5 separate regions of the Mus musculus genome follow, and all the other regions are linked to region 2. A link is a loop called in an ENCODE intact Hi-C map of the cell type or tissue named here. Cell type or tissue: heart. All regions are shown on one strand. Region 1 has its middle 100 kb from the start of Mir5099. Region 2 has its middle 35 kb from the start of Gm40394. Region 3 has its middle 92 kb from the start of Gm29007. Region 4 has its middle 36 kb from the start of Mir5099. Region 5 has its middle 95 kb from the start of Mir5099.

Region 1 (5,000 bases), 200 kb before region 2:
TCTAGAGAGAGACAGAAAAGGGGGTGTATTCAGATGGGAGTGGAGGTGAGCAGGATCTACAAGGAATAAAAGGAGGAAAAACTGTAATCATAATATATTATGTGAAGAAAAAAATTATTTTCAATAAAAAGGGAAAAAGAACTGTTCCCTCACACACTCAAAGTGTGTGTGTATGTGTGTATGTTTGTATGCACATATGTATATGAGTGTGTATATTTGTGCAAATGCATATGAGATGGAAAGAAGGGGGAGGGAGGGAGGGAGGGAGGGAGGGAGAGAGGTAGAGAGAGAGAGAGAGAGAGAGAGAGAGAGAGAGAGAGAGAAGGAGAGATGGAAAATTTTCACACAAGCATACATTTTTATCAGCAGCATTGCCAGGGTATATATTGGAATTTATTCACGACATAACTTCAAGCTTATACCCTATCAAAGACAGCTACTGGTAAACAGCCTTCTGCTATCTGATTTTGTGAGTTCAACAGTTTCTAGACTCCATATTTAAGTGAGGACATGAAGTTTTTGTTTTCCTATGTTTGGGTTATTACACTTAGTACAATGTCTTCCAGGTTTATCCATGTTGTTTAATGGTGTAATCTCCTTTTTAAGGCTGAATACTATGTCTTTCTGCATGCATGTCTTTATAATGCACAGAGACATAGTATTGTCACATAGGTCCAGCTTTGGTTCTGTGGGATAACCCAGTTGTAACCTGGATTCTTACTGCAGTGTATTCTTTAGCTCTTCCTCAATATGCATGATGGCTAGATCTGATCATTTTCCCATCGTAGAATTTAGTCAGGGCTGCTAGCCCTTGGGACCTAGCCGAAAGGGACAAAAGAAATCAGGAAGGAGGCTGCCACTAGGTAATTCGGTAAATTCTTTGTTTCTGCATCACCTGGTTTGTGTTGTTATGGCACAAATGGTAGAAAAGTCAGAGTGGGATAAGAGAAAACAGAAGGAGGGGGAGGGGAAAGGGAAGACGAGAGTGGAGGAAGAAAAGAGGGAGGAAGGAAGGAAAGAAGGAAGGAAGGAAGAAAGGAAGGAAAGAAGGAAGAAAAGAAGGAAGGAAGGAAGGAAGGAAGGAAGGAAGGAAGGAAGGAAGGAAGGAAGGAAGGAAAGATGGATGTTGGGAACTAAAAAGGGGGCCCTAAGGAAGGAACAAAGGAACTTGTTTCTTGCTGAGGAGTCTGGAAAGTCCAAAATCAATGGACAAAAACTACCAGGGAACTTCTCTTTCATCCCTTGGGTAAGAACAGTATAAAAAGAGGGCTAGGGGGTAAACTTATTTTCAGCCTTTGTGCAATGCAGAGGAACCCATCCATAAGAGGAAAGCCTTCTTGACCCCAGCATCTTAGGCCCTACTCCCAAAGCTTACATTGAAGATTAAGTTTTCAACACATAATTTTTTGGGTGCACTGCTTAAGTGTAGTTTACCATATGGACTACTTTTAGTTGGAAAGATAAATTTTAGCATCTGGCGAATGACACTTTAATGTGACCAAACATGCTACATTGTGCGCTTATTTTTGCTTCAACTTTCAGAAGATGTTCTGTCAATTCTTTGAGATTATTTTAGCTTCACCCAGGTTCCACTGCCACTCTTCATGGGCCCACAAAAGCACATTGCACTAATCTCCTGTATAGTAGAAATTATGTAAGCTTGTACAAATTGAAAAAAATTAGTTTTCAAAACTCAAATAAAATAACATCTGAGCATATTTATCTGCCTAAATTGTGAGCTACTGGGCACAGTATTCAGATTTATATTTATGATCAATGTCACTGTATAATTGCAAAGAATAACTACTTTATACTTGTAATTTCATGGATTATTAATAATATCTTCTAAGCGTTTTACCCCACTGAAACAATACATTTTGAAATTGCATGCTACTCATGTATGTTTGATTCATCTGTTTGTTGTTCCTATAGCAACCGACTTCCTACACCTAGTGGAAGGGTGGATATGCTGTTGAAGGAATTATGGTCTGACAAGGTTCTTCAAGGGCTCCAAGAAGTATGAGCACAGTGGGAATTTTCATTTTGTTCAGACAAAATTTCTTAGCCCTAGTTATTTCTAGTTTGGAACTAGCTTCCTTGATATTGCAAAACAGGTAAGACATGAGCAGATGGACTGGGAAGTCCCTGCATCCGGAGCAGGCAGGTCCACTCTGACTTCTCACCTGCAGTCTGCACCAGCCAGCCAGGCAGCTGTAGAATCATCCATTTAAAAACACTGGAGGAGATTCAAAGTGTGGATCAGAGACTGAAGGAAAGGCCATCCAGAGACTGCCCCACCTGGGGATCCATTTCATATATAGTCACCAAACCCAGACACTATTGTGGATGCCAACAAGTGCTTGCTGACAGGAGCCTGATATAGTTGTCTACTGAGAGGCTCTGCCAGTGCTTGACAAATACAGAGGTGGATGCTCTCAACCAACAATGGACTGAGCACAGGGTCCCCCATGGAGGAGCTAGAGAAAGGAACCAAGGAGCTGAGGGGTTTGCAGCCCCATAGAAGAAACAACAATATGAACCAACCATTATACCCAGAGCTCTCAGGGACTAGAGAGCTAGTACAATCAAAGAGTACACTTGGAGGAACAGACCCATGGCTCCAGCTGCCTATGTAGCAGAGGACAGCCTTGTTGGACATCAATGGGAGGAGAGGCCCTTGGTTCTGAAAAGGCTCGATGCCCCTAGTGTAGGGGAATGCCAGGGCAGAGAAACAGGAATGGGTGGGTTGGTGAGCAGGGGCAGCGGGGACGAGATGGGGGTTTTCGGAGGGGAAACGAGAAAAGGGGAAAACATTTAAAATGTAAATAGAGAAAATATCTTATAAAAAAATAAAAATAAAAAATAAGATAAAACTGCCCACTAGAGGGAGCCGAGCACCATAAATCTTGGTGTGTTCCCCGGCTGCTTCCAGGAGGGGGGAAAGCAAGCCACAAGTGCACATCCCAGACCTTATTTAACATTTTCTCCGATGTTTTCTCGTCCAAATCTCATCGATTACTCCTATAAGCAAACAAAGACCAGCGCAGCATATAACATTACTACATCCACATTTTAATACGTGAAACGTTCAGGAAGTAAAACTGCTCTGGAGAAATGGGATCCAGACGAATTATTTGAACTTAACAGGGCAAAACACCCTGGACAGCATGGGCTTCCCCAAACTTCCCGTGGTCTCGTCCTCTGTTTTATTTGCCCTGGATGTAACTGTTGTATGTATCTGCTGTTGTGTGTATCTGCTACATTTTGTTACATTTTGCCCAGGCATTTAAGGTAAAGGACTCCACTAGGCAGATGTCTGGACCATGCTGAAATAAAGCCAAAGGTTGAACGTTCAAAACTAAAATTGTCTGCTTACTTACATAGAAAAATGAAAATGGGCGTTTGTTTTCAATGGCAAAAATTTCAGTTGCAGGATGACGGGCCTACGTTTGAACTGTTTTTCATGTTCCCGTTACCATTTTATATATTCTTCCCTGCTTCCAGAAATCACTTCTTTTAAAATGTTCAAATCCTGCAAAAAATGCTCAAATTTTGTTTTGTATTGAGTTTTTAGGTTCGACTATTTGAAGAAAAATGAAAAAATAATGTATGTAATCCAGCTTGAAATGTTAAAACACAACATTTGAAAATATAAATAAAAATATTGAAAATTGAGATATTAGCTCCTTATATAGTAAAATATTAAGTTTTGAGTGACACTAATTCTTAAATTTTAACTAATTCTTATTTTGGAAAAGGGTAATTATTGTGAATTGTGATTATCTCAAACTTAATTTCAATAATGAAAGCATTTTTTTAAAAAATCTTTTAACTATTTTAAAGCATTTGAAAGTTTTCTTCCCAGTTTCCCTGAGTAATTATCTATAGCTATAAACAACTTTTGCCTTGCGCTCTCGAATTTCACTCAAATTGTCTCTTTTATTTATTTGTCACTTTCTTCTGCTACACAGTCAGAAAGACACACAGATATACCACAAACCATGAATCTTCGAGGCAGCTTTCTTGAGGTGACATTCATGCTTAATAGGTGATTTGGGCGTATGGCTAATTCTGGGATTTCCCTTTTCCCCCTCTCTCACCTCTACCTCCCTTTCTCTGTATGATATTCAGCTTCACCCATGAGCAAAACTGTATCTCCCACTTGCCTCAAAGATCAGATTATCCATTTTTGTTTTTTATTTTATTTGAACTTGGGAAAATTTAATGTGGAGCTAATACAAACTGGCTGTAAACAGCTGCCACACGTAATGATACTGGACAAAAATGAAAATATCAGTCATTTCCCTTCTACCCTTTGGCTGTGTGATCCTTTTACGCAGTTTGGATCTTTAGGGACACTCTCCAGCATGTACCATTCTATACATATGAAAGTTATTATGTTTGTGCATTTCTTCGGTGTTTCTTAACAAAAGTGGAATCATGTGAAAAATAGATTTGCCGTTCCACTGGCAATACGTTTTAAAGATGCCTTTCCACCAGTGCCCAGAATTATCTCACTGGTTATAGCTGTGTGAACCCCATATTCATTAGCTCCCTTCTCTCATTCTGGGAATTTCAATCACTTCCAGCATTTGTTTATTAAACAGTTCTTTCAGTGCAGACGTGTAAGTAAATATCTTTGGAATCTGATGCATTTCCTACATTTTCATGAATAAAATCCTGTAGATACTGAAGTCACGCCTAGCTTGCTCTTCACTTTTGACTTATGGCTTGCCTGTTTCTACAAAGGTTTTCAGGGGTCTGTATTTTCTGCTGCTCTGGGCTTCTGAAAGATGTTTGTTTGGTTTTTTTTTTTTTGTTGTTGTTGTTGATTTGTTTTGTTTTTTAAAATCCATCAAACATGTTGGTTGCCAAAAATAAGATTTCAAAACATAAAATGCTATTTATCTGGAAGCGTATTCACCAGAAAGTGAAAGACCACCATCGAACTGGACAGCTCAAGTAGAAAACTCTTTCCCGTAGGACTGGAAGAGTAGCAA
Region 2 (5,000 bases):
CATAGTTACTCTTTTATTTTTATAATTTAATCAAAGAAGATCAATGTCTCAGCAAGTCCTAAGACTGATTTTCACCATTATTTATGATCCTAGTTTCCAATCTTCCTCAGTGCAATCTCCATGTACTGTCTGACTTCTAGCAAGCCTTCTGGTACTTAACATAGTACCAGATGTGACACATAATCTGACAACTTTTGTTTGGTTTTTGGGGTAATTAAGAGATAATTTAAGCATCTATCTCAGCAGGCAGTGCAAATTAAAAACTTAATATTAATGCCTTTCCTTCTTCCTGTTTTTATGTTTGAAATGCTTATGCTACTTCTACAAAATGAGCTCTACTATCAAGGAAACAGTTCACTGGCTGCAACAGAGATAGACTAGTGCCTGCTTAGCATGTGTCAGGTCACAAATTCACATATCAGTGGATTCATACACCAAAAAAAAAAAAAAGCATTATTTTGTAAGAGAAGAGAATGCAGTCTAACCATAAAGACTTGGATATTTTAGGCAAATCAATTTTATTCTTTAAAGTATCTCCCAATTTGCATAATGTACCAATATTACTCATTGAACCTAGTAGTTACCAGTTATTAAACAGCGTAACATGTTGTATATCGTGCATGTATGCTATAGAATGTGTTTAATGATTTATCCACTTTCATGTTACTAGATGTACAGTAGTAAATTGCAGACTGTGAAGTGTTAGATTATAAAATGATTGCATAATTTGATGTCGTAACCAGAGCATCATGATAAGGTTTAAAGTAGTTATTTCACTTTAATTGCTGTTATATATAACTGGCTGAACACTTTTTAAATGAAAGAAGGCATGCATGATTGTAACAGTATGTATATACATGAGATCGGGCATTGTCAAAGGAATTTAGGATAACCTGGGGGGATAAAAGAAGACAATAAGAACATTGTATGTTCTTTATTAATTGTATGTTTATAATTCCTTTATAATATAATTCAATGCAACCTATTTCCTGACTTTAGCAGTGTTTCAAACAAGTCAAGTGCTTCACTCAAGGATTTTTAAACACATCGTCTACTCAATGTTCAACCCACATTGCTGAATCGGGTATAATTCTATTTAACTGTTTGCCACAGAATTTGGTTATGATGTGCTCTTTGGCTTCCTTGCCATTACCTCGAAGGAAGCTTCAGTCCTCCTAAAGAAACCTTGAGGTGAATATTGAGGAGCAAGAAATTTCCAAGAAAGGATTTTCTTCTTCCTTGCTTCATCTCCCACTTTTTTTCCCAACCCCCTTTTCAGGAGAGAAAGTGAAAGAGAAGGAAAGGAGTAAACAATGGGTGGTCAATGATCTATGACGTGTCACATGAAGAAAAATAGTCTGTGCAGCTGTGGATGCAATCAGGGAGGCACTCAATAAAGGAACCTAGGACTAGGGACATAGGACAGGAGGGAGGGAAATCAAAAGATAGGGATGAAAAATGAGATAAGAGTTAGCTCACATGCTTTTTCCTGTATAAGACCTTATCCTAGACTTTCTGGTTTTGGTGTTTTGTTTAGTTTTTGCTTTTATGAATGAATGTGTAGCATCAGCAAATATTTCTTTCCCAAAATAACAGATCCCACAAGATCAATTCCCACCTGGCTTTCTACCTTCTTTTCACGTTTTCCCAGTTTCTTCATTATGCCTCTAGAATGCTGGCTTTCATTCCCTAAATCTGCTAAACTTTGTCCCACCTTTGAAATCCAGTCCTTGCTTTTAAAAAAAAAAAACCTGGAACATTCTTAGTGGAATGTTTTAGTTTGTTTACTGTGGTGGAAAACTTTGTATGTCTTGTTTGGTAATGTGTGCATGGCAAGATGCTGAAGAAAAGATATCAATCTGCACTTAAAATCAATGCCATTTACTTTCTTAAAATATAACTCAATAAAGATGGCCAATGAAAAGAAGCATTTATAATTAATTTATTGAACTCAAATGTAAAGTGGTGTTTCATCTTATTGTATTTACATTTAAAAAGTGCTAGGGCTTATTGGTAAAGTTTCCTTTCTTTGGTCTTTGACTTTGTCATATTTTAAACACAATTGAGTAGATATAAATTGAATTTAAGGAAGAAGAGCAGTGAAGAACAAATGGCATGAACCAAGCATGGGAGATAGTCTAAGAATTCAGTAGGGACACACATCACAGACCTCATCTGTGATTCCTCTCCAGGAACACATCCAGACAGCTGCAGTCTATGTAGGGGGTCTTTAAAGTACAGTTGCAAAACTATTTCTTATTATATTATATTTTATTTTAGTACTTGGTTAAAGTGAAACTTTAATGTCAGACCCTAATTCATCACAACGAGTAAAAACTCACAGTGTCTTCCTCTTCTGATTTGGGAGGCACACTGGAGACACATTCAAGAATACTTGTGATGTAAACCTCTTCGAAACTTATTTTTGATACAAATGAAGAATTTAATAAAGAAGGCATTTGCTACTGAAAAGAAATGAAAATGTGGGATATGAAATTACAATTACAGATGATTCCTGGTGTTTTAATCCCCTTGCTCCTTGTTTGCTATGGCCTTGATTAAAAGGAACAGGAAGGATTCCTGTAGTTGTTTGACCCCTCCCATCAGGATTTTAGAATTATGTAAGGATAATAGCATTTCCCCACCCTTTCCCAGAGGAGCTTTTAAGACCAGCATCTGTGAGGTGCATTTCCTAGATAAATGCAAACTGCCCTTTGACTCTCTTCAAGATAAGAAAACACTGACCCTTCCCACCAAGTTATTTATGACATTCACATAATGTGAAACAGTGCTTAGTCCTGACAGAATGCCCAGAAGGACACTCACTGAAGGCCCTTAAGGTCCCTCTCTGCTACTATTTAGGAGAGACCCCACACACAAGTCGACAATGCCCAAGGCTCATTAAAGAGTTTGATGAATTTAATACAATTCAAATTAAACATGCTCTCAGGAGAATATGTTTAGGCAGAAAAACCAGATGGGAGTCCAATGTGAGGCACACAGGGACTAAGAGTGGGATAATCCAGGGGATGTTGGAAACATGATAAAATGTGAGTTATCATCTTGGCAAATTAACATGCAAAATACATTGGTGGAGTAATAGTGAACTTCACATTTTATAATGCAATTTTCCAGATTTTGAATAGAAAAAAAAATGTAGCACTGGATATTGGAAAGGGTCATTTCCTCTTACTATGACACTTGCCAAAGGAAGAGGAACACTGGAGGAGAAAAATGGTACTCACTACTCAAATATTCTTTATCAATAGGAACGGTGAGAATTTATGTGCCACTGAGAAGAGTGGAAAAGCGTAGATCTGGAAGACGGCACAGGCAGCACCATCCTTTGTAGTCTCAGTGTGAGAATAATGATGCAGTGTGCTGCCTGTGCTTGGCCTGCAGACTGGAGGAGGGAGACAGTGCAGGGCAGGGAGAACAAAGAGGGGGCTTGTTATTTTACAAAATAGACACAACCCAGAAAGGAACACATGAACTAGGAAGTTAGTGCAGTTCATTGAATAAATCAGTCACAATGGTCATAAGTCTCCACTTCAGCTGGACTTATCCTTTTGATTTATGCACCGTTTATGAAAAAAAATCCTGGCTGCATTCAGGTACAGAAGAGGCCAAGTGTAGTCTAGTCAAACAAGGGCTGCCAATCCGAGGAAATGGTGGAAGGTTTTTGCTTTCTTATGTTCTCATTTTATAATATTTCATGAAAATATCCTTGAAATACTGCATTGGAGATTTATAAGATTAACATCTTGTTCTGGGCATTTTTGCAAAGCTCAAAAACAACACAAATATTCTCAAGTCAAGGATGAGTAGTCTGAATTTTTAATATGTTCATTGCTAGCGAATTACAAAATAGTAAACATTAGGTTAAGGTCATTGAAATGTTTAAACAGTCATATAAAATAAAATATGTTGAAAACTTAAATAAAAATCATGTTTTCTCTATTCCATATAATATAGAGATTTTCATAACCACAACAGAATGACAGGATAATGACGGTTTAGTTCCTTTTCTGTTTATATCATGATTGAGTCAATAAGAACCTTAGGACATTGTCATTTGTTTTGATTTCAATTCTTAAAAATATGGTGGGATAAAGACATAGAAGCAAGGAACAAGTGCTATGTTCCAGTCCAGCAACTCTATTTTGAATTCTGAAATTTCCCACTAAATCCATGAAAGGTAGATTTAGCAGTTTTGATTTCATGGTATCACAGTGTGTCATGTTTTGGAATTCCAATTTCTCCCATAACCCTTTATTCTTTCTTATAGGCGTTAAGTGGTAAAGGAAATAAGGATCACTTAGAGAGTGATTAGAGCACAGGAAGCCTGGAGTCTTTGACAATGACCTTATTAGAAGCCTTAGGAAAAATGTGTAAAAAAAAAACCACCCTCCACTGGAATTCACTTTGGCAAACTCAGATGGGAAAGGAGAGGTAACCAGTGTCTTGATGGGCAGCATGAGAACACTATTAGAGGGAAGCTGAGAATCGTGGGTCCGTACATTAAAGCAAAGTTGTATCAGGCAAATAAAGAGTATGTTCCATATTTAATTGACAGACAAGATATAAATAAGTCATGAGGGATCCTGAGAAAACCTTTGGCTTGAATGTGTAAGCTGTCATGCTGAGCCCACTTGTGGAAGCAAAGATGAATGGTTTCCAGTGTACAATGTCTATTGGGAGGAAACTGGAAACAAACCTGGGAACATCCGAGTGGTGACTGGTATCCCCATGCCTGTCAGGATGGCAGCGGCTGGAAAGAATGATGGTATCATGGATTCCTAGAAAAATAAAACTTTGGGAGAAATGTGTAACATGAGTTCCAAACAGGGACAGCAGTGCAGGAGTCACTCAATCAGACTTTCAAGAGCTATTGATTAAATCTGCTGAACAATTGTCCCTTTCACATCCATGGCTGCTGTTCTAATGGCTTAAAGAGACTTTTTTTTTTTTTTTTTTTTTTTTTTTTTTTGGTTTTTCAA
Region 3 (5,000 bases), 97 kb after region 2:
GATGCTATGAATGGAGGACAATGGATCATTAAATATAGAAGAAATTCAAATCATAAGTTATGTCAGAAGTTGCCCTCAATGACAACTGTTATCTTGAGTATGAATTCCTACACAAATAATGAGATGAGTGAAGCAGTAAGTATGAAATGAAATATGGTAAAATGCAGAACTCTTGTGAGAATGACAGACACATGCCTCTGGAGAGACAAGAGCGCTGTATGAAATAACACAGATTTTTCAGGCATCTTATTCATAGTAGACTCGAATAAAAGAACCAATATGTACCAAGGAAGTAGAATTGCATGTTTTACTTCATTTGTTTATTTTTTATATTTTTGGAGACAGTCTTAGAGATAGCATTGTACTCAAGGCTTAGCCCAGACTGGCTTTGAACTCATGACCACGTTCTTGCTGCAGCAGGAGATTAATCAGCATGCGCGACTATGCCCAGCTACAGTTTGAGGGAGATGAAGTTGCTTTGTGTGTTCCACTTCTCAATACTGAGGCACACATAAAAAAGCAAGGGCTACAGGAGCAAAACTTTAGATTCACAGCACGTGGCCCCATTGTTTCTTTGGTGGTGGTGAGGCACAGCATTTTGGCAGAAAGGGAGTGAGAAACAAAAGTTTCTTTTCATTGTGGTGGAAAACACAGAGCCAGTGAGAGGGAGGGGCCAGGTCAAAACATCATTCAAAGATGTCTGAGATCTGCTGCCTCCAACAAACTCTTATCTGTCACATTTCCTTACCTTCTAACAGTCGGCTCAGATTCCAAGTTGATCAATGAATTGCTCCATTGATGAAGGCAAACCTTCTATGATTCAGTCCATTTCCCCATTTCTGAGCACTGTTTGCAGTGGGGACCTTCAATACATGAGCATTTAGTAGAAAAGCACCTTCTATCAAAACCTGCCTCTGTTATTGCTAGACTTTATATAATAATTTAAGTAAAGATCAATGTAAGAAACATAAAATTTTATTATCACATGTGAAATAGAAGGCTATCCTCAGAATAACTTTAGGAAAATTCGGGGGAAATTATTAGGAACACAATAAACAGAATGTATTAAACATGATTACAGGAAGAATCCCATACATATTTTTACTCAAAATTAAACTATGTAAATTAGAATCTATCAGAAATTTCTTATTGACATTTCAAGTCTCTCGATGTTTGTGCTCTTAGGTTCCAGAATTTTTGATGCCCTTTTAACTGCTTCTAGCTCTTTGTTTAACTTTCAATTGTATACAGATTTCATTTCCTGACTTTATTTGCCTATCTGTATGTCACGTTTTATTTCTCATTGAAGGTTCTTTTTTTTTTTTTTTTTAGATTACTTTGAATTCTTCTTCAGGAAGTTTGTATGTCCCCATTTATTTAGGTTAAACTTTTTGAAATTCATTTGTTCTATTTGTGGTGTTGTCTTTGCCTGATTTAAGATCCCTGTGACCTTGCAGTGGTGCTCCTGAACTTCCAGTACACACATCTCCCTTTGTATATTTTTGGCAGGGAAAGCTCAGCACACCTAAGCCTACCCAGAAGTTGCTGCTGGATTCCTTAGATGGCTATTCTGATGCCATGTCAGAGAATGTGTGGGATAGAACTTGATGTCACAGAGGAGAACACGCTGACTCTGCATGGAAGACCAGATCTGGGTCCACACGGATGAGCTTAAATCTTCACTGGGTGATCTTGGTGCTGGAGCCTGAAGGCTAATCCGGATCCTTAGATGGCTATTCTGATGCTATTCGGTGCATCTTCTCTCACAGAGGTTAGACTACGCAGTCTTTTGCTGTATATGTGTCGGGGACCTCATATCAGCTGGTGTATGCTGCCTGGTTGGTGGTTCAGTGTCTGAGAGATCTCTCGGGGGTCCAGGTTAATTGAGATTGCAGGTCTTCCCATGGGGCCGCTCTCCTCCTCAGTTTCTTTAACCATTTCCCCAATTCAAACACAGAGGTCCCCAGTTTCTGTCCATTGGTTGCATGCTAGTATCTGACACATCTAATTTAAAGTGAAAAAGACCTAGATTTGATCCAACAACATTTTATATATTCAAGATATATAAGCTTTACTATAATAGGAAATTCAGCTGTTGACTTTCTTGTGATCTTGTTAGAGATCTATATATTGATAGGATTTTGAAACCTAACAGTTAAGTGTTATAAAAAAGAGGAGAATGAGAAAGGTCTAGCAAACTTCTAACATTTAACATTCAATTGGGCAGATCTATTACTTGTTCCCAGTTGCTCTAATGAAGGGAACAGTACCATGGGTTAGCAAAACACACATATTTAAATAACTAAGTAATATTTTTTTTGATATCTGGAATCTTGTGATAAAATGACAAGATTGTACCTCTTCAGGTCTTTCAGTGAATGCGCATCGACGGAGTGTTACTCTCAAGTTAGCTTCATAGCTGAAATAATTTCTGACATGTGCAAACTGAGATTAGCTCTGCCTTCTCCCCCAATTTGAACATAATAATTAGAAAGGCACATGTACTAGCTTCCAGTTTATACAAGTTCATTTAGTGAAATCCCTTGAGCTCCTCCAATGAGAAAACAAGTTTTTGAGTTAATATCCTTCAATTGTTAAAAACTTGCGTCACTGCGAGAGCACAGTGAGGCGTGAAGGTCCCAGCACACTGGCAGCTGATTGTAAGGGGATGTGATTGTTCCACATTTAGACTGGAAAGGGTTAGGAACTCCACTTCCCAAAGTGCTTAATGAATGAAAGGAAAATTGGACCCCTGAGCCAGAGTCAATGACCTAAGAGAGTGAAAATGTTCACAGGTTAACAAGGGCTGTGGTTCCTTGCCGTGATTCTCAGCAGAGGAGGATGGCAAAGGGGCCAATCATATTCTGCCACTATATCCAAAAACCCATTTTCTGCCTAAAGACAATGCCTTAGTGGAGTACTGGAAGCCCCTGGTACTGATGGTCTTAAACTCCATGGCTGCTCCCTTGTGCTACTGATTCATTGATTTAAATGTATACTCTGCTTTAATAGTCCAATCTGATTTTTTTTTTTTTTACTTTTTAGTTTTCTTTTATTCTTTAATCCTTTTTTACAGTCCAGACATCATCCCTCTCCCAGTCTGCGCGCCCCCTGCGACTGCTCCCCATCCCATACCTCCTCCCCTGTCTCCAAGAGATTGGCACCAACCCAATCCCACCCACCACACCTCCCTACTCCTTGGGGTCTCAAGTCTCTTGAGGGTTCGGTGCATCTTCTCTCACAGAGGTTAGACTACGCAGTCTTTTGCTGTATATGTGTCGGGGACCTCATATCAGCTGGTGTATGCTGCCTGGTTGGTGGTTCAGTGTCTGTGAGATCTCTCGGGGGTCCAGGTTAATTGAGATTGCAGGTCTTCCCATGAGGCCACTCTCCTCCTTAGCTTCTTTAACCATTTCCCCAATTCAAACACAGAGGTCCCCAGTTTCTGTCCATTGGTTGGATGCTAGTATCTGACACATATAATTTAAAATGAAAAAAAATAGATTATTATTCAATAACATTTTACATATTCAAGATATATAAGCTTTACTACAATAGGAAATTCAGCAGCTGACTTTCTTGCGATCTTGTTAGAGATGCATGAAGTGCAAGTGGTTATGGCTAGTTTCTCCCCCACTTCAACCTTTTTTTTTTTAAGTATGTGTTTCACTTGAATTGGAGGGAGTTTACATAGCCAACTCTGGCCACCACCCTGATGCCTGATGATGTTTACAGATATAAAATGTCCGATTGGCTGTTATGAGTCATTCTTAGTGAGGAATCTTATCTTAGCACCTGTTTTATCTTTAACATCCTTTTCAACTTCTTGTAGAAGGAAAACAATAGCCAAGAAGGAAAAAAAAATTGGGACCACTCCAGTTTTGAAACACCTGCCTTAGAGATAAAGACTGTAATTTTAGGCACTTGTAATGCCTTTGCTTTGGACTGGAATTTGTTCTTTCTGCATGCTGTGAGCATCTGCTCTCTTTCTCAAGCACGTGCTTGGCCAGGGTCTGACTTCAGTCTAGTGAATTATAAGATCATCTCTGTTACCATGGAAAACTCTGTGGATCAGAAAGTCTCTGAAGATCTGGCTTCACAGTAAATGCCTTTTATGAGTTCAAGAAACATGACACCATTAGCAGTAGGGAATCAGTCACTAATCCTTCATGACATAATTCCAGTGTGATGCTGATAATCTCTGACTTACAGAGACTATTCCAGGTTTACACGGCCACTGTGAACCAAAAAATTCATTTTATTTTTATTTTATGTCTTTAATTACAGGCAGGAACTACGCAGCTGGGAGCCAGAAGCACTAGGTTTGCTTGAACTACTAAGTAAATTCAGTTAACTGAATGAAAAATATTTATTCCACCTCATTTTATTTTTCTCTTGAGATGGAGACATATCCCACATTGATTCTTGCAATGAAGTCATTCGAAGTGTGTAGATTTGTTTTAATAATATGTTAATTCACTACCCAACCATCAATAGTTCCTGAGTATTCATGTAATTCTTGTTATTATGCTGATTAATTATATTGGGTTTATTTTAATTACCTTAAATACTCCAAGATGAGATAGCCTACTCTGGGACAGCCAGCACCAGGAATTATCTAGAAGAATAATTATCTAGAAAAGTACTTGTCTAAAATTTACCACAGTCAGAGATTTCACAGAAACAATGAACTTACTTTGATGGTTCTTAAAAAACAAATCACTTTGGAAAAAGGTAAATTAAAAAAAAAAAATTAAGAATCCCTAGTAGGCTCACTGTGTGCTCTGGAAAAAGGTAAATAAAAAAAAATATTTAAGAATTCCTGACAGGTTCGTTGTGTTCTTTGTTCTGTAGCACAGCAGTGATATTGTTTGATGAGAATGAGTGACAGACAGAGAGACAAAAATGTTCCTATACTATCAGGATGTGGCCTTTAGCAATCAGTTGTAAGGTTACTTGGTTCAGTAGACTTGGTAGATTAATGTAGGGAGTGTGGCAGA
Region 4 (5,000 bases), 140 kb before region 2:
GCCTCCCACTGCTTCCATGAGGGTGCTCTCTAGTATTTCCCTACACTAGGGCATTAAGCCTTCATAGGTCCAAGGGTCTGTCCTCCTACTGATGCCAGACAAGGCCATCCTCCTCTACATATGCTGCTGGAGCCATGGGTCCCTCCATCTGTGCTCTTTGGTTGGTGGTTTAGTCCCTGGGAGCTCTAGGGGTTCTAGTTGGTTGATATTGTTGTTCTTCCTACGGGATTGCAAACCCCTTCAACTCCTTCAGTTCCTTCACTAACTCCTCCAGTGGGAACCCTATGCTCAGTCCAGTGGTTGACTCCTAGCATCTGTCTCTGTATTTATCAGGCTCTGGCAGAGCCTCTCAGAAGACAGCTATATCAGGATCCTGTCAGCAAGCACATCTTGACATCTGCAATAGTGTCTGGGTTTGGTGTCTGTATATGGGATAGATCCTGGGGGGGGGGGGGGGGAGGTGGTCTCTGCATGGCCTCCCCAGGTATGTAGCAATGGGGGATGGGAAATTGTAGGTAGCTACCAGCAAGTCTCACATTGTAGGCAGCTGGCACTGGTCTCCAGCACACCTTCTCTGTAAACAACACCACTGAGCAGGCGCTAGCCCGACTCCCAAGCGGGTGCATGCTAATGAAGTGTCGACAGACCAAGCAATCCCAGGAGGACACATAGCCCTCCCAGTGCTGGGGTGATATAAGCAGTCCTCCCTGGGTTCCCGGGGTTCCCCGTAGCATCAAGGTGGTCCTGCAATAAAGCTGTTGAGAAGAATCCTACCGTGTTACATTTTCCTTGCTGGACGAGGTGGGCGTGACACCAGATGTCAGGAAAGCAAGAAGTTCTGAGGACCCAAGGAGGATGACATTAGCTGAAATGACCAACAAAGGGGAGGGAGAACCTGTAGATACCATATCAAAAGGTTAGACAAGGCCCATGGTTGCAGGATGGGGCCAACCATTCAGGTCCAAATTTTTAACTCAGAATTGCTCTTGACTGAAGAAAATATGGAGCTCAGAATCTTAAGTACCTAGTAAAAACTTGGCTTGATCAATAGCCACTCACTCCTACCAGAAGATCCACTGAATTATGTAACATTTGGTACAACAAACTTCTGATTCTAAAATATACATGTGCAGCTTATATCTCATGCCTCATATCTAGGTGGATATATCTACCTACGTGTCAAGTCATCTCTACATTTATTGGGTATTACAAATAAACTGTCCACAAGAGAAAGCTAAGTTCCATCCCATAAAATATTCTTTATCTCCTTATTGAATGGAATACTTTGATATTTACTTTGCCAGTGGTGACCAGTGCCTTAGAATAATCATTGGCGCAAGTTTTTCCTCATACTCCCTACCAGTTTTTCAACAAATTCTTCTGTCTCTACTTTTACAATTCATCAAATAAAATGAAGCGAAAATAAAAACAAATCCAGTTTTTCCATACCATATCAGAACCCTTTTCTTTATTGAGACATTTAACAATTTGCTAACACGATATTCTCTTTCTACATTCATATACTGTGGTGCATAGTCATCATGGTAACCATAGCAGTTTGTCATCATTCTAACAGACAAATGAGATACCACCTCCCTTGTCTATTTCCTGAACAAGTCTCTACACCGTTCATGTGCCCAACCCAAAGTCCTTATCATGGCCTAGAAGTTGTTATGTAATTTGACTTCTTGATATATCTATGAAATCACCTCTTTCTACCTCAAACTATTCACATTTCTTAAAATAAAGAAATACATAAAATAATAATAATTAAAAAAAAAAGACCTTTCGAAGTCTCCCACTTCAGAGACTTTATTACTCTGTCTCAGGAGGGAAGTTTTCCTCTCAAGGTCTCCATTGCCTGCACTTAACATTCGTAATTTCTCTTCTAATTTTCCCTTTATTTTCTTTTCCAAATAAGATATTCCCAGTCAATTCACTTAAAAGTAAAAACACTGCCATCACTTGGTTTTGCTTCTTTCTTTCTTTCTTTCTTTCTTTCTTTCTTTCTTTCTTTCTTTCTTTCTTTCTTTTTTTCCTTCTTTCTTTGTTACTGTTTTTGGTTTGTTAGTTTGTTTCCATAGGTCCAACTTCCCAGAGGCAGGGGAAGGCTTGTATCCACAGTGAATACTTCATGAACATTTTAAAATTATTAGACTGTACAGTGTTTTGCTTGCAGAAAGTAATTGTTTGCTTTTCCCTGCTAATCGGCAATGCAAAGCTCCAAATTATATTTAACACCAAAATAAGGAACACAGATTTTTTTTTCCATTTCATGAATTTTTCAAAGTTAACAAGAATTGAAAGTGGTTGTATATCAGAAACAGGTGTGTTTCATCTGTGTAGTAAAACCCTGGGTTTCAAAGAATGGAAAATTTTGGTTGGCCATAGCAAAAGGAACTATTGAATGAATAACAGAGACATGGCTCTATTATTCTATATTCTGTGCCACATGATAGGAAAATAGGAAAATGCTCATTGAAATGCTGTTAGGGTACCTTTGATCACATTTAATTAACTGAAATGTAAAATACACATTTACTTAATGTCTTCTGTCCCAACCACAATTGGGATTTTTTTTCCAAGTATAAGAGCCAGAAAATGATAAGGTGTACCGGCCTCGTACTCCGAAACCCCAGGAAGAATTTTATACTCCTTAAATAAAACAATATAAACGATAATTGACTTTTTTTTTTTTTTTTTACTAAAAAGAAATTTAAGAACCTTTCGTTCTGTGGAAATTGTTCTGTGATGCTTTGGTTTTATTCATTGTTTTCATCTTCTTTTTACTATCACTACTCTGAAGCATTTTAGAGATTTAAATAGAACAAGAAATCCTAGGAAAACTGAAGAGCAATCATACATAACACATTTCCTTTGGATTTTCGTAATTCTTATCACACATGTGTTTTCTGGCACCACGCGCGTGCATCACAATAACTTCCCTGGGACAAACATTGTTTTTCTTATCCTGGTCTCATACTCCCGTACACCATCTTCTTCCTCAGGAACAATGGTAGAGTTAAAATAGACAGCTTTTACACTGAAAAAGTCAGTGAACTGCAGTCACTGAAACCCAATGTCAGTTCTCGGGGTCTGTTTATTTTAGAATTCAGAGAGAGAGAGAGAGAGAGACACTGTCATCTTCATGTGGCACAGTGTCTTTCTGCAAAGAGCTGTAGATACGGTTTTCAGCACCTCTAGTACAAGGAGAAAGATGATTTATTTAAAAAGTACACTGTTCATTTTTTCTTTTAAAGCAGGGGATTGGCAAAGATGCCCCGGGTCTTTGAGCTAGTCACTTTTGTCTCTGTTGCCTAACCTAGCCAGCCTCCCTGAGATGTATATGAAAAAGAAGCTCTGATCTGCCAACCTCTGTGATGAATGATTTGGGAATGGTCCAAGTAGTAAGAAAGGGATTTAGTCTGGTTTTCTTGACTGTAGCCCCATTTATTTATGAGAAGCTTGTGAGAAGATTTGCAGGGGAAGAGAAAAAAAACCCACTCATAATGTGGCTTTTCATTCAGAATTGTATTTAGGAATAACCATGGCCACCACTGCATTGGTGTTGGTGGTGAAATGGTGAGGATTGCTGTTTCCCATGTGGCAAAAACAAACAAACAAACAAGCAAACAAACAAACAAACACAGTGAATCTCAAATGTCTGTGGTCTCATGGGTTCTGTTTAAATTCCTATTATTACCCTTTGCTTAGGGGCATTATCATTAAGTTTCATGTATCTTCTATTCTGTTTTTTCCGTTTGTGGTAGTGTGTAACTGTTGTTAACGCATACAGTTTCTGTTATCCTTAGAAGGACCTTCAGGAGTATATGTTGAATATTTGCCCATTTGATAAGTGATGGAATGAAGGCTTCCTCTTGACAATTTTTCTTGATAAAATGAGGAAAAGAGATCCCAAACTCAAACTTAGATATACTTGACTCCAGACTTAAAGTTAGTTGCTATGTCTCCCTGTGCCCTACATATGGGGTAGAAATTGAGTGCTATTTATTCCTAAATATAGGGTAGGTAGATATGCAGCCATTCATATTCTAAACTATAATGTACTTCCTGGTCAATATCATTCACTTTAAAACCATTTCTACCTCCTTCATTTGAAGTAAAAGTCATCTAGGTAGGAAGTCATTCTCTTCTGTATTAAGTAGCTTTGATGACGACTTAACCATGATATCAAACAGAATTTCAAGTTATTAAAATGCTCTATGAATTATTTAATTCTCTATGAAGAGTGGCAGTGACATTCCTTGCCTCGTTAGTTTTTAGCTTTTAAACTTTTAGTTCTCAGGAGCAATACTGTGAAGGTTCATCAGTTTTGTGCCAACATTGTATTACCTCACTTAGCATATATTCAGGAACCTTTGAATGTCCCTACAGCGAATACTCACATACATAGCACTTGAAGTCTCTTATTTTCTTTTAAAATCTATTAATCTAGCACCCTGACGAGTGAGTGATTTTATTTTTGTAAAGTTAATCACAGATATTAGTATTCTTTATATCAAAAAAATCATCAAGTACAGTTAAAAATGTATTGACATTTTGGCTGGATAAGTTTTATAAAGGTGAAATGTGCAAATCTTGTATGTCAACTGATGGTTATTTTACATTATTTTATATACAAGCATAAGGAAGTAAAAGCTCCCTCACAGTACTGAAAACCACTATGTCAAATTTAGCACAATTCTCAGTTCCTATCCCTTTGCCTACCAAAGAGAGACAAACCCACTCTCAAGTTTTACATCATAGGTTAGGTTTGTCCATTTTAGGCTCAAAGAACATACAAACACTGTGATAGTCCTTTGCTGGCTTACGGGGGGCTTCTTTCAGCATAAGGTTTTTGAGGGACCTCTTTGTAGGGTGGTGATTTGTCTCTTTGTACTTCTTGGTAGAGCTCTATTGTGGGAACTTATCACAGTCTGTCCATTTTACTGTTGATGAAAATTTGGGCTGAATTGGTTTATTCCTTGAACAATGAAATT
Region 5 (5,000 bases), 200 kb before region 2:
GCACTACTGTCGAGGTAATTAGACCAGACTATGCCGTGCATTTTGTAGATGCACACTTTAGCTTAAAACAAATGTGTATGTATGATGTCTTTGGTCTTTTCCATCAAAGGTCAGTTGTGAACCTGTACTGGGATTTTTCTGAGAACCAGATAACACATTGCCAGCCTACATTAGAGCTGAGATAAAAAGTAATACAAGAATGCGTTGATTTTTTTTTTTTTTTTTGCAAGAAACTTTAAAATGCTCATTATATTCCTTTTGGGGCTTGTTGTGGAATGTAGATTTTGCTGGTCTCAATTGAAGATATTTTCAATGACCTTGTAAATATAGTCTCCGTGCTTCAGTACTCTGCTCTGTGAAGAGGATAATTAGTCCACTGCACTGCTCTCAGAACTCTGTTGAAATGTAATGTATGACTTGCACGGTTGCTTCAGAATTCAGTGTCTGCTTTACCAACAACAGAGAACAGCTGCCATTTATTTGGCATTTGAGTATCAAATTTGAAGCTTGTGTAGTTAATGGAAAAATGAAACATCTGTGTTGATATTACGAAAATCATCCTGAAGCAAGAACATCAGGAGAGAGGGCAGCTTCCTGGTATCCAACTTCCAACAGCCTTTATTTATTTATTTATTCAACTTATTTTAATCTATCCATCTATCTAGTTATTTGTTTATCAGTGATCTTGCTGCTCATGATCTGCAAGAATAAATAACTCATATGCAAGGACAGAAAGGGGCTTCACAGAAATGAAAACTTGGAATTAAAGTTTAAAACTTTCAAAACACTTTAACAACATCCGGCAACAACAACAAAAACCCCTGTTCATTATATAAAACAAAACAAAAACCAAAAAAAAAAAAAAAAACCAAACAATGAAACCCAGCTAGTCCTCTACTCTGGGTGAGTGCATTTGCTTAGAAAAGTAGAAAAATGAAATAAGTTGTGTAGTAAGACTACAGAGTGCCTCCACCATGGGGCAAGTGATCCAGGAGTTTGCATATAATATTACTAGTGACAGAGTGTAGCCTTAACATTTTAGACATAGTCTTCAAACATGAAAAATAATAGTCATACAAGTTTTTTAAAATAAAATACTATGAATCATTTAGATTAATAGAAATTTCCCTTTTTGATGAATTTGGAACACAAGTAAAGTAAGTTTAAAATATTAGGTCGAGAGTCTGAATTTCAGAAACTAAAGCAAAGCCTACTGACTGTGTACTGGTATAGCAATGTTTAAGAATATGGTCTCTAAGAAGGATTCTATCTCAAGGCATACATTCTGACTCATCTCCATCCCCTCATCTGTAACGTCAGGGATAAGAACATGATCACATTCACTGAGTTGTAGTTAAGGCTAAATGAGGTAGTTATCTGACCTAAATTGAATGTGTCTTTGCCCCTTTCTCTGTTATGCAATGCCTTTGTTTTACAGGTAATAATTAGAGATGCTCCTTAAAATGATCACAAGAGAGTTATTCACATCAAATACTAAGCCCCATTTGAAACATCGATTTTCACTAAAGTTAAGAATAATTAGTTGCATAGGTAATTTATATTTAGCCTTGTAAGTGAACTTTAGTTGTCTAGACGTCAAAAGAGAAAGTGGAGAAAATATAGCCTTGGGAATTGCTGTGCTTCATTAACAGACATAGGAGCATTACAATTCAATAGTTCAATAGGAAAAAGATGAGCAAGAACAACTTCGTCTGGATGCAATTCCTCATTTTATTTCTTTATGATATATTTTAATTTTACACTAAATTAGTGGAAACTTATACAAGAAAGATTAAACAAATGATCAGACTCACTCTATGACATAAATGATGTTACGATTGATTACTTATGGATTTTGGAGTTTGTGGTAGGCCAAACCCATACTGTAAATCTCTATACTAGACTGGCCATACTTTATATTCTTTGGCATACAGATATGTCAGACTCTCACTCCTAATTATTTAATTTTACATAATTTCTCAATGCTATAAAATCCTGGTGTGTGCATATATGTTTTTGTTCCTCAGAGACCTCAGAGCATGCAGTGCAGGTCATCAGCTACTACCTCCTTCAGATGAGGTTCACTGAAAGTGCTAGCCAAAGCAGAGGTAAAGTCTCTCTGCGTCTCCAGTTATTCAACCCGTCTGTACTCAGCTCTGGTGGAGGCTTGATTATGATGACTGCATTTTGCTTTGCAGACATACACTTGAGTCTTATTGAGATAATTTGCTCCAAAGAAACTCTGGCTACTGCTCAGGTGAAACAGCTTTCTTTCCATAAGGTTTCAGTTTACTGGAGGTGAGATTCAAGAACTGTACTTTAATGGGAGAAGGAGGATTTCTCCAGGGCGACTTGCTAGCATTTCTTTGTTCAGTCCACTTTCTTTCATTTCAAGTTGATTGAGGGACATCAGATAGGATTCTTGTTTCCCTCTGCATGCTTCTTGTCAACTATCTTGCCTTTCACAGCCCAGCTACACTGGGACGTTTACAGCCTTTCATTGGAGCCTGCCAGACCTAGGTGTTATGTAGCATACCTCCAGGGATCATTACCATATGGTATTTTAGGAGAGGACACAGTTCATTTCAATGCAATTCAAATGAGCAGATTTCTTTTCTTTATTACACCATTGCATTTGGCGGCAATCCACCAGGGGCAGAGTCTGACTCTCAAAGGAATGCTCTGCCCACTCTGTCCATTTAACAGGACATTTGGCTCAAAAACCTCGTCGGTTGATCACACATGTGCAACAGATGTGTGAGCATGCGTAGCGAAAATAAAAAATAAAAAATCCCAGCAGTGTGCTGTGGGAAATGTAGCATGGAAAACAGAGACACAAAAGAAGTCTGCTGCTTGAACTTTGATTTTTGTTGTTGGAAGGCAGTGTTTCTTATTAATCTTTTCCTCCTTTCCAAGGAGAGACAGGTATGGGTTTCCATTATTATTTTGTAGTGATTATTCATGTAACACTGGTAAGGAAACTTAGTTCATTTTCACAGACCTTGTTTTATAAAGATATAATTTTAAATATTCAGACCAGACTTTCTCGGGCCCCTCCTTCTCCAGGACCTGAGTATTGGCATACTTCCACTGAAAAAGAAAAAAGAAAGAAAAAAAAAAAAAACCCACCCATTTACAAGGGAGGATATCAGAAATATACATCCTTTCATCCATGCCCCACAGGCTTACACACACACACACACACACACACACACACACACACACACACACAGAGAGAGCACCAGCTGTTTTTCTCATGGAGAATATGGGTTACTTGGGGAAATCTCTCTTCCTGTTTTTATATGGACAACTAAATTGTTGTATAGCCAGTTAATTTTGGTTAGGTCAATAACACAAGGTTAATTATTGGAGCCTTCCCTTTTGCCTTCATAAGATTAATAGGAAACAAGAGAAGTAAATGAAATATCATGAATTATCCTAGAAGTGTTTTTTTTTTTTTTAAATTTGGGAAGTTTTTGATACTTTAAAATTATATTTGAAAATATTTTATTCTTTTTTTGGTATCTTTTCTGTGAGTAAATAGTGGAAGAAGGTTTTGAAAATCTCAATGATGTGAACTTAAATTGATTTATAAAGGATGTTATAGTATGCCAACATTTAGAAAAGCATACCAATTTCTGTTTTATAATGGAGACACTGTTAAAGTTAAAAAGATTGTCTCACCTATGAGGTAACTTCGAAATGATACCTTTCCTCCCTTGATACTCTTCAATTTGTTCAGAATAACTGTTCATGTTTAAAAAAAAAACTATATTATGATCCTACATCCTTTTTATAACTTGGGATTTGAGTCACATATCAAAAGGCAAGGAAACTGATTTTCATCAATGGTCTGGATCCAGCTTCTTGCTGTTATATAACCTCAGAATAAAGCAGCCATATCCCTGCTGATATCGCCACTTCTTTTCCTTGATCTTGCTCAGCGTCAGCCAGAGAAAAAGAAATCCATCTATACATTTATAAGGACAGTTTTTCATTCATGGCCTTGTTACTCTTAGTACGTGCCCCAAAGAAAAATATTCTTCAACAGCCACTCATAAAGAAGCAGAAAATGGCAAAGCCACAGAGAAGGAGACGTATGTGACAACAGTGGCGGTGTCTTCCTGGAGACAGAAAACAAACAGAGCTGTGGAAGAGCTTGCCAATGCATGCCTGCCAAATAAAATATTGTTTTATGAAGTCAGGAAAAAACTAATTTAAAAGGTTATTGTAGGTTATTTGTGGTCACTTCTGGTGTGCATACAGAATGATGTCATCGAGAACTCTTCTCTATTTATATTTCAGTTTTAGAGATCTTTTGTCTACGACTCGATCTCAGCTACTAGACCCATCTAAAATTCAATACTCATAAAAATCTACACTGAGGAATAAAAATGAAAGGAGATGGAAAATAGTCCCAGCCATGTCCAGGCAAGAAATCATTCAGGCAGATTCATCTTCTAAAATACCTACACTTGTAGATGTCTTCTCAATCTCAGAACATATTTGCTGGAAAATTTCTCAAATAACCAGAGGAGAGCTTCTCTAAAAATGTAGAGGTAGGTGGGATCCTTGCCAGAGACATCACATCAAGGACAGACCAGTGAAGGAATGAAAGACTCCTGGTGTCATGCAGTGTCTCTCTCCTCTCCTAAGAGGACCCTACTGAGTCCCCCAGGGACGGCTCACTCTGCCATAGCTTGTTAGCACCGGATTCTCTTCATCCATGAGTCATTGAAATAGCTTTTTTTTTTTTTCTCAGTGGAGTTTTATGAAGGGCAGTGTGGCTGGAAACCCCTCCTGCTCATGTTAATCTTTAGTGAATTAAGAAATGTCAAAATATCATTGTATGAAAATAGCCGGGAATCTGGTAAATGTTAGCAACTAGGAAGAAGGGAGATTAAGAGAAACCCGAGACCAAAACAACAAAGCATGCTGGATATTAGAAATAGCATACATAGAAATAACATATGAGAATATATGTTTATAGTTAAAAGGTG

The links. A loop is a pair of places that touch in the nucleus more often than their neighbours do. Peaks named below come from ENCODE experiments on the same cell type or tissue, not always from the same donor. Only the 100,000 strongest peaks of a DNase experiment are listed, where the experiment ranks them.
Region 1: a loop joins it to region 2, with 4 times the contacts of the local background. A loop is called at or near these places in 5 of 42 quality-filtered maps.
Region 3: it touches region 2 in a loop (10-fold over the local background); 5 of 42 quality-filtered maps call a loop at or near these places.
Region 4: a loop joins it to region 2, with 5 times the contacts of the local background. A loop is called at or near these places in 2 of 42 quality-filtered maps.
Region 5: it touches region 2 in a loop (7-fold over the local background); 5 of 42 quality-filtered maps call a loop at or near these places.

Annotation. Positions count from the first base shown.
Region 1 is chr12:36,711,272-36,716,271 of GRCm38, forward strand. No RefSeq gene overlaps it. Among named protein-coding and RNA genes, the nearest start is that of Mir5099, 100 kb to the right of the region's middle. In heart, a CTCF peak has its summit at 2,883 (motif pointing right); no DNase peak of the experiment used is centred here; H3K4me3 peaks cover 605 bases.
Region 2 is chr12:36,915,079-36,920,078 of GRCm38, forward strand. No RefSeq gene overlaps it. Among named protein-coding and RNA genes, the nearest start is that of Gm40394, 35 kb to the left of the region's middle. In heart, no CTCF peak of the experiment used is centred here; a DNase peak (open chromatin) is centred at 2,663.
Region 3 is chr12:37,011,953-37,016,952 of GRCm38, forward strand. No RefSeq gene overlaps it. Among named protein-coding and RNA genes, the nearest start is that of Gm29007, 92 kb to the right of the region's middle. In heart, no CTCF peak of the experiment used is centred here; DNase peaks (open chromatin) are centred at 2,659, 3,179, 3,719 and 3,969.
Region 4 is chr12:36,778,038-36,783,037 of GRCm38, forward strand. No RefSeq gene overlaps it. Among named protein-coding and RNA genes, the nearest start is that of Mir5099, 36 kb to the right of the region's middle. In heart, no CTCF peak of the experiment used is centred here; a DNase peak (open chromatin) is centred at 2,924.
Region 5 is chr12:36,718,789-36,723,788 of GRCm38, forward strand. No RefSeq gene overlaps it. Among named protein-coding and RNA genes, the nearest start is that of Mir5099, 95 kb to the right of the region's middle. In heart, a CTCF peak has its summit at 2,648; DNase peaks (open chromatin) are centred at 4,133 and 4,683.